Regions from separate parts of the Homo sapiens genome. Here region 2 is linked to region 1. The links are chromatin contacts, found by Hi-C or POLR2A ChIA-PET in ENCODE. All regions are on one chromosome and are shown on one strand. Each heading gives the region's core, a stretch centred on a gene start or an enhancer-like site at or near the end of the contact. The rest is flanking DNA. Distances are from core to core; before and after follow the strand shown.

Evidence for each region. Hi-C counts contacts between places; a loop is a spot of excess contacts on that map. ChIA-PET counts read pairs that join two places held with the same protein, here RNA polymerase II (POLR2A). Pooled maps may share reads with other maps.
Region 2: a loop to region 1 is called in a pooled map, with 2.4 times the contacts of the local background. The contact joins two enhancer-like sites. A Hi-C loop is called at or near these places in 1 of 50 pooled maps. POLR2A ChIA-PET finds 5 or more read pairs at or near these places in 4 of 52 experiments (Caco-2, activated B cell, activated CD4-positive, alpha-beta T cell and 1 more).

What each region holds. Positions count from the first base shown.
Region 1 is chr22:31,535,300-31,539,385 of GRCh38, reverse strand. The region is part of intron 4 of SFI1 (SFI1 centrin binding protein); the gene reads right to left. It also overlaps the pseudogene RPS26P59. Among named protein-coding and RNA genes, the nearest start is that of SFI1, 41 kb to the right of the region's middle. Within about 2 kb of position 2,090, at least 2 of the 41 ENCODE cell types and tissues checked have a DNase peak (open chromatin) inside an H3K27ac peak, as active enhancers do.
Region 2 is chr22:31,788,072-31,792,157 of GRCh38, reverse strand. It overlaps DEPDC5 (DEP domain containing 5, GATOR1 subcomplex subunit), which reads right to left. Exons shown (of 43, transcript NM_001242896.3): 11 at 56-125. Among named protein-coding and RNA genes, the nearest start is that of DEPDC5, 36 kb to the right of the region's middle. RefSeq lists an enhancer at 1,544-1,603. Within about 2 kb of position 1,851, at least 2 of the 41 ENCODE cell types and tissues checked have a DNase peak (open chromatin) inside an H3K27ac peak, as active enhancers do.

The DNA.
Region 1 (4,086 bases), core at 841-3,340:
AAAGTTGGTTGGTCTTATAGACCACAGTAAGGACTCTGGGCTTTTACTTTCAGCAGGAAGCCACTGGAAGTTTGACAGAATGATGTGACTTGATTTACTCAGACTACCTCCTGAGAAGATACTGACTAGGGGCAAGACAGGAAGCAGGAGACCAATGAGGGGCCATTGGAGTCACTCGGGGGAGAGATGCTGATGGCTTGGACTGGGTGGTAGCTACTGGAGGTCTGAAAAGTGGCTGGATTCTGAATGCATTTTGAAGGTTGAAGCAACATGATTTTGGCATATGGCATTTTAAATTGGGGTGTGAAAGAACAAGAGGTGTGAAGGATGACTTCACCATTTCTGACCTGAGCACTTGGAAGGATGGAGTTTCCACTCACTGAGAGGGGGAGGATGACGATTTCAGTTTCGGGCATACTATGGTGTGACACCCAGTGGAGTTGTCACGTACGTAAAAGTCCAGAGTTTCAAGGCAGAGGTCTTGGCTGGGCATACACATCTGAGAATCACTGTGAGATTTAATGAGATTTTGGTTGTGAGGCAGCTAGAGAAGCAGTGCAAAGACTAGGTGTTGGGATATTCAGATGAGGAAGAATCAACAAAGGAGAGTTAGAAGGGGCAGTCAAACAGGTAGGAGAAAAAACACAAGAGGATGGTAACTAGAACCTGGGAGAAGAAAGGTATTCTAGAAGAAGGAAATGATGGACTCTCTAATGCTACCTGGTAGGTCAAGTTAAAGAAAGTTTAGGAATTCATCATTGATTTTAGCAAATGTAGTGACTTTAACAAAAACAGGAGAAATTCATCATTTGAAACACAGTAGAGGCTGCAGCAGTCAGGGACATTTCTGAAGTGAGGATCTTTGATGCCTAGGTGCTACCCAAGCCATATATGAAGCTACCTTAATATGTGAGTTGTGCCATTCACAGCAAAGTAGTTAGAAATCAATCTCATGAAGGCTGCTAGGACTGAATACCCACACCTCCATTTCGACCTGCAGGCGTTGCCCCATGACTCCCACTAAAACCCGTTAAGAAACTGTGTCCTTAAGGACTGAAGAAAAATTATTCTCCAGAGAAAAATAAAATGGAAATTGTACTTAAAAAAAAAAAAAAAAGGTTAAGGCTGGGTGCAGTGGCCCATGCCTGTAATCCCAGCACTTTGGGAGGCTGAGGTGGGTGGATCATCTGAGGTTAGGAGTTCGAGACCAACATGGTGAAACCCCGTCTCTACTAAAAATACAAAAAATAGCCGGCCATGGTGGCGCATGCCTGTGGTCCCAGCTACTTGGCAGGCTGAGGCAGGAGAATTGCTTGAACCCGGGAAGCGAAAGTTGCAGTGAGCCAAGATCGCGTCACTGCACTCCAGCCTGGGCAACAAGAGTGAAACTCGGTCTCAAAAACAAACAAACAAACAAAAAACAAAGCTAAAACATTATCTAAGCACATAAAGGCATTATTCTGTAGTTTGTGGTATGATATTATTCCCGCCTAACACTCCTAAAATTGAGAAATAAATAACTCAGTATGGAAAAAGCCTAAAAACAAAGATCAGGATGCCCAATGTTCCCCCAAGTAACAAAGAACCTACTTGATTTTAACAGATTGATATTTGATATTGATATATAGATATTAGAAAATAACTATCCCTTCACAAATTTCTAAGTCAATGGAAACACAGTATCAGAATTCTAATTCTGGTAGCTGCTTAGAAAACAAATATTCTCACTCTATCATTTTGTAATTTGCAAAACTGAGGCCTACAGGCGTAACTATCCTCAGATCAAACAATTAGCTAGGGCCTGGGTTAGAACCGAAGCTCAGGTCTCCTTAATTCTAGTCCAGTATTCTTTCCTCTACACCCGCCTACCACTGAAGAGCGAAGACATGAAAAACAGCATAATGCGAATGTTTTAAAGCAATGTAGCAGGTTAGCTAGCAGTCACTGGCTAACCCAACACCCACTGCCAAGCCCTTTTTCTCGTAAGTATCCACTACAGAGGCCAGAAAGATTTCTTTCCAAACCTCCTCTGTAGCTAAAGGTGGCCGGTGACAAAGCTCTGGCCAATGAGGCAGAAGCAGAATGCAGTGGGGAACTTCCAGGGAAGTTTTCTTTCCTGATAAAGAGATCAAACTGACGCCACCCTTACCCCCACCTTCCTGTGTAAAGCTAGAATAGTCATCTTGCAACTACGAAGTGTTACCTATGAGGACAAAGGGCCAATGTGCTAAGGATGTTGAACTAGAAAGGTACTAGAAGCCTGAGTCTAAAACGACATCACTGAACAGCTGAAGCAATACCAGTAACTGCCAATCTCCAGGTGGCTTGTTAAAAAAAAAGAAGTAAATCCCCTCATGCCTGTAATCCTAACACTTTGGGAGGCAGAGCAGGGAGGATCGCTTGAGTGCAGGAGTTCAAGACCAGCCTGGAAAACATAGTGAGACCCTGTCTCTAAAGGTAAAAAAAAAGTTAATTTTAAAAAAAAAAACAAAAAACAGAAAAAACAAATCTCAATTTGTTTCAGCCATTGTTAGGCTTTCTCTTAGAGTCAATGTACTTCTAACATACAATCAGCATTTCCCAAGGACTTGGAAGGCATTATTTGAAAAGAGGTTCCCAGTCAAATATGGGTCAAATATAGATAAATAAAATTGAGTAAAAAATAGATTTTAGGGCCGGGCATGGTGGCATATGCCTGTAATCCCAGCATTTTGGGAGGCCAAGGCAGGTGGATCACTTGAGGTCAGGAGTTTGAGACCACTCTGGCCAACAGGGTGAAACCCCGTCTCTACTAAAAACACAAAAAATTAGCAGAGCATGGTGGCGTGCACCTTTAATCCCAGCTACTCAGGAGGCGGAGGCAGGAGAATTGCTTGAGCCCAGAAGGTGGCGGTTGCAGTGAGCCAAGATCGTGCCACCGCACTCCAGCCTGGGCAACAAGAGCAAAACTTCGTCTCAAAAAATAAATAAATAAATAAAACGGATTTTAGGAAAATAGTGGAGGTAGCAACACAGTTTTCAATCTTTGGATCCCCGAGTAGCATCTGAGGAACCTAACAACAGGAGAACCCTAAAATAGCCAATGAGCTGTTGTTGGAAGGTACAGAGGCCCAATTTAAGACCAGCAGCTGAAACTATGAGTTTTATCCTCTCCAGCACGAGGGCTCACATAAGAACTGAAACAGCTAGAGCAGTCCAGCCCCTAGGGAATCTCAAAACTCATCTGCCAGGGTACCCTTCTAGGACAGGGCTTCATATGGAGGAGAAACAGCCACGGGTAGAAAAAAATTTGAGCAGGAGAGGGTCAAAAGAGACAAGGAAAAAGAAAATCCAGACCAAGTGTGGTAAGGGAACAAAACCAGGATACCCCATTAAAAAAGCCACTATATTTTTGAACCCTAAACAAAAACAACAGAAGAAGGAGTTCTATGAAATTAGTAAAACTTAACCGAACCTTGACTCACTCTAAAAGTTCAGTATAATAAGGCAGGTGTGGTGGCTTGTGCCTACAGTCTCAGCTACTTGGGAGGCAGAGGCAGAAGGATTAATTGAGCCCATGAGTTCAAGGCTGCAGTGAGCTATGATCACACCACTGCAGGGCAATACAGCGAGACCTCGTCTCTAAAAAATATATAAAGACATATAAATTTAAAAACTAAAATTCAGGAAAACTAATTTCACATAAAAATAAGCAATAAAATTAGCCGGGCATGGTGGTGCACGTCTGTAATCCCAGCCACTTGGGAGGCTGAGGCAGAGGCAGGAGAGGCAGTAGAATTGCTTGAATCTAGGAGGCAGAGGTTGCAGTGAGCCAAGATCGCGCCACTGCACTCCAGCCTGGGCAACAGAGCGAGACTCTGTCTCAGCAAAAAGAAAAAAAAGAAAAAACAAAAAAAAGGTCAGGCGCGGTGGCTCATGCCTGTAATCCAAACACTTTGGGAGGTTGAGGGCGGGCGGATCACAAGGTCAGGAGTTCGAGACCAGCCTGATCAACATGGTGAAATGCTGTCTCTACTAAAAATACAAAAACTAGCTGGGTGTGGTAGCACGCATCTGTAATCCCAGCTATTTGGGAGGCTTAGGCAG
Region 2 (4,086 bases), core at 602-3,101, 250 kb before region 1:
GGGGTTGGGGGAAGCTTAACAAAAACATAACTGTAGGAGAGAAATAGTTACTCACCAACAGATTTTGCATCATAGAAAGTTCTAGAAAACAGGACCACTGTCACTTCATGACTACAGTTCTTCTCCTAAGCATGAGTAGAGAACAACAGGGTTGAAGTTTGTTTCATTTACTTCACTATGAAGCAGACTGCATGCATATAATATTCTTTTTTTTTTTTTTTTTTTTTTTTTTGAGACGGAGTCTTACTCTGCCACCAGGCTGGAGTGCAGTGGCGCTATCTTGGCTCACTGCAACCTCCGCCTCCTGGGTTCAAGCAATTCTCCTGCCTCAGCCTCCCAAGTAGCTGGGACTACAGACGCACGCCACCATGCCCAGCTAATTTTTGTATTTTTAGTAGAGATGCGGTTTCACCATGTTGGCCAAGATGGTCTCGATCTCCTGACCTCGTGATCCGCCTGCCTTGGCCTCCCAAAGTGCTGGGATTACAGGTGTGAGCCACTGTGCCCAGCCCTTTTTTTTTTTTTTTTTTGAGGCAGTCTCATTCAGTTGCCCAGGCTGGAGTGCAGTGGCACAATCTCGGCTCATTGCAGCCTCCACCTCCCAGGTTCAAGCAATTCTCCTGCCTCAGCCTCCAGAGTAGCTAGGATTACAGGTGGGCCACCTGGGTAATTTTTGTATTTTTAGTAGAGACAGGGTTTCACCATGTTGGCCAGGCTGGTCTCGAACTCATGGCCTCAAGTGATCTGCTTGCCTCGGCCTCCCAAAGTGCTGGGATTACAGGTGTGAGGCCCAGCTGCACATAATATTCTTAATCCAGGTGGCTCAGCAGCAGTGCACAGTATTGAATAGCTTCAGGTAATTATAGGCTGCAGTGCAGGGGACAGAGCACTGCTGGGAGTCAGAAGCCCTAGATGGAGTCCTGAACCTGAAACTTGCCACTATGTGACTTTAGGAAAGTTATCTAAAGTGCCAGGAATGTGGAAAGTGATTGGAAAACTGCAAATCAGCATTAAGTAATGGTGACTGTCTCCCAGTTCCCGAGTAGCTGGACTACAGACACGCGTCACCAGGCCCAGATAATTTTTGCATTTTTTATAAAGACAGGGTTTCGGCTGGGCGTGGTGGCTCAAACCTGCAATCCCGGTGCTTTGGGAGGCTGAGGCGGGTGGATCACCTGAGGTCAGGAGTTCGAGACCAGCCTGGCCAACATGGCGAAACTCCATCTCTACTAAAAGTAGGAAAATTACCCAGGCAATGTGGCACGCGCCTGAAATTGCAGCTACTCAGGAGGCTGAGGTAGGATAATCACTTGAACCCAGGGGGTGGAGACTGCAGTGAGCCAAGACTGTGCCATTGCACTCCAGCCTGGGCGACGGAGCGAGACTCCGTCTCAAAAAAAAAAAAAAAAAGAAAAAAAAAAAGAGAGATAGGGTTTCATCATAATCCCCAGGCTGGGCTCAAGTGATCCACTTGCCTTGGCAAAGTGCTGGGATTACAGGCGTGAGCCACAATGCCAGGCCTACAGTGTTTTTTAATTTCTGCAGAATTGTGGTCTAGGGAACAAGAACAGCACCCATGGTGGTGGATTTAAGAATCAAAGGCACTCCCACACCCTACTAGTCTCATAGGATGAGGGTGGGGTTTGCTCTGGACTCAGCGGTATAAGCCAAGGCAAAGAACTACCTTTGGACAGGGACAGGGACTAATGAGAATAAACATTTCCATGGAGTCTGGAGATCAATATCCTAGAAGTAGGGTGTTTACAGATGAACATCAAAAGTGGCTTGCAACAGTTAGCTAGCAAGCGCAGTTTCAGTTCCTCCTGGGTCTCTGAAGACAACAGCCTATACTGACCAACCCCATCTTTATCTTAAGTATGCTTAGTGACTACAGAATTCAACACTCACTATATAAGGCACATAATATAATGTACATTTCATGGATGTATCTCAAGTGGACAGAAATTCCTAAATACAAGCCACAGTACCCAGAGCAGAGTGCTAGGAAACAGCAGACCTTCACTGACTGCCAATTAATTCACGGGAGTCCAAGAGCTCCAAAATCAGCACCCTTATCTAATTTTAGTGCAAGTGATATACAGGAAAACACAACGGGCTCACAATGGGCTGATATGGGCATGGAGTGTCTCAACTCATAAGTGATGTGGTGAGAGGGTCTATTATTATCTCCATTTTGCAGCTGAAGAAATGGAGCCTCAGAGACTAATCCTTGGAGACCAAAAAGCTAATCAGCCAGGCATGGTGGCCTGCGCCTGTAGTCCCAACTACTGAGGAGGATGAAGTGACAAGATCCCTGGAGCCCAGGAGTTCAAGACCAGCCTAAGCAGCATAGCAAGACTCTGTCTCTTAATCAAAAAAGAAAAAAAAAAAAGCAAGCTGATGAGATCATTTAAAACCCAGTCTGCCTTAATCCAAACTCTACTCTTTTACACTACATAATGTGACTTCAAATACTTTTTCATCAAAATGTTTTCATGTGAAATCAAGGTGAGATAATCGAATGAAATAATTTTTTAATTGTGGCAAAATACATATAAATATTGCCATCGTGACATTTAATACATTCACAATGTTGTATAACTATCACCATTATTTGGATCCAAAACATTTTCATCACCCCAACAGGAAATCCCAAACTGATGAAACAGTCACTCCCCACCCTCAGTCCCTGGCAACCACTAATCTCTATATTATATATTTACCTATTCTGGACATTTCATATAAATAAGATCTTATGATTTGTATTTGATCCACTATGTCTGGCTTCTCTCACTTAACATGTGTTCAAGATTCATCTATGCTGTAGCATGTGTTAGTACTTCATTCTTCTTTATAGCAGAATAATACTACATTGTATGGATATACATTTTATTTATCTATGCTTTAGCTGACAGACATTTGTTATTTGTGTTATCCTACTTTTTAGCTAATATGAATAATGCTGTCAAGAATACGGGCTAGGCCCATAATCCGGCACTTTGGGAGGCCAAGGTGGGGAGATCACTTAAGGCCAGGAGTTCGAGACCAGCCTGGCCAACATGGTGAAACCACATCACTACTAAAAATACAAAAATTAGCAGGGTAAGGTGGCGCACACCTATAATCCCAGCTACTTGGCAGGCTGAGGGACGAGAATCGCTTGTACCTGGGAGGTGGAAGTTGCAGTGAGCCATGTTCGAGATCGCAGCACTGCACTCCAGTCTGGGCGACAGAGCGAGACTGTCTCTAAAAATACATAAATAAATAAAATAAAGAATATGGGCCCAGTCGCGGAGGCTCACGTCTGTAATCCCAGCACTTTGGGAGGCCAAGGCGGGCGGATCACCTGAGGTCAGAAGTTCGAGACCACCCTGGCCAACATGGTGAAACCCCGTCTCTACTAAAAACACAAAAAAATTAGATGGGCGTGGTGGTGGGCGCCTGTAATCTCAGCTATTCGGGAGGCTGAAGCAGGAGAACTGCTTGAACCCGGGAGGCAGAGGTTGCAGTGGGCCGAGATCACACCATTGTACTCCAGCCTGGGCAACAAGAGCAAAACTCTGTCTCAAAAAAAAATATGGGCTAGGCACTGTAGCTCACGTCTGTAATCTCAGCACATTGGGAGGCCAAGGTGGGAAGATCACTTAAGCTCAGGAGTTCGAGATCAGCCTGGATAACATAGTGAGACCTAGTTTCCACCAAAAAAAAAAAAAAAATTGCCCGGGCATAGTGGCACATGCCTGTAGTCCTAGCTACTATAGGAGGCTGAGGAGGGAGGATGGCTTGAGCCCAGGCGATCAAGGCTGCAGTGAGCTATGATTGCGCCACTGCACTCTAGCCTGGGCAACATGGCGAGACTCTGTCTCAAAAAAAAAAAAAAAAAAAAAAAAAAATACAGTCATCCTAGTGGGTGTGAAGTGGCATTTCATTGTGGTATTAGGTTGCATTTTCCTAATGACTAATGATCTTGAGCATCTTTTCATGTACTTGTTGGACATTCATGTATATTCTTTAGAGAAATGTTGATTCAAGTCCTTTGCCCATTTGTTTTTTTAATTATTTTAATTATTTTTTAATTTTTATGGG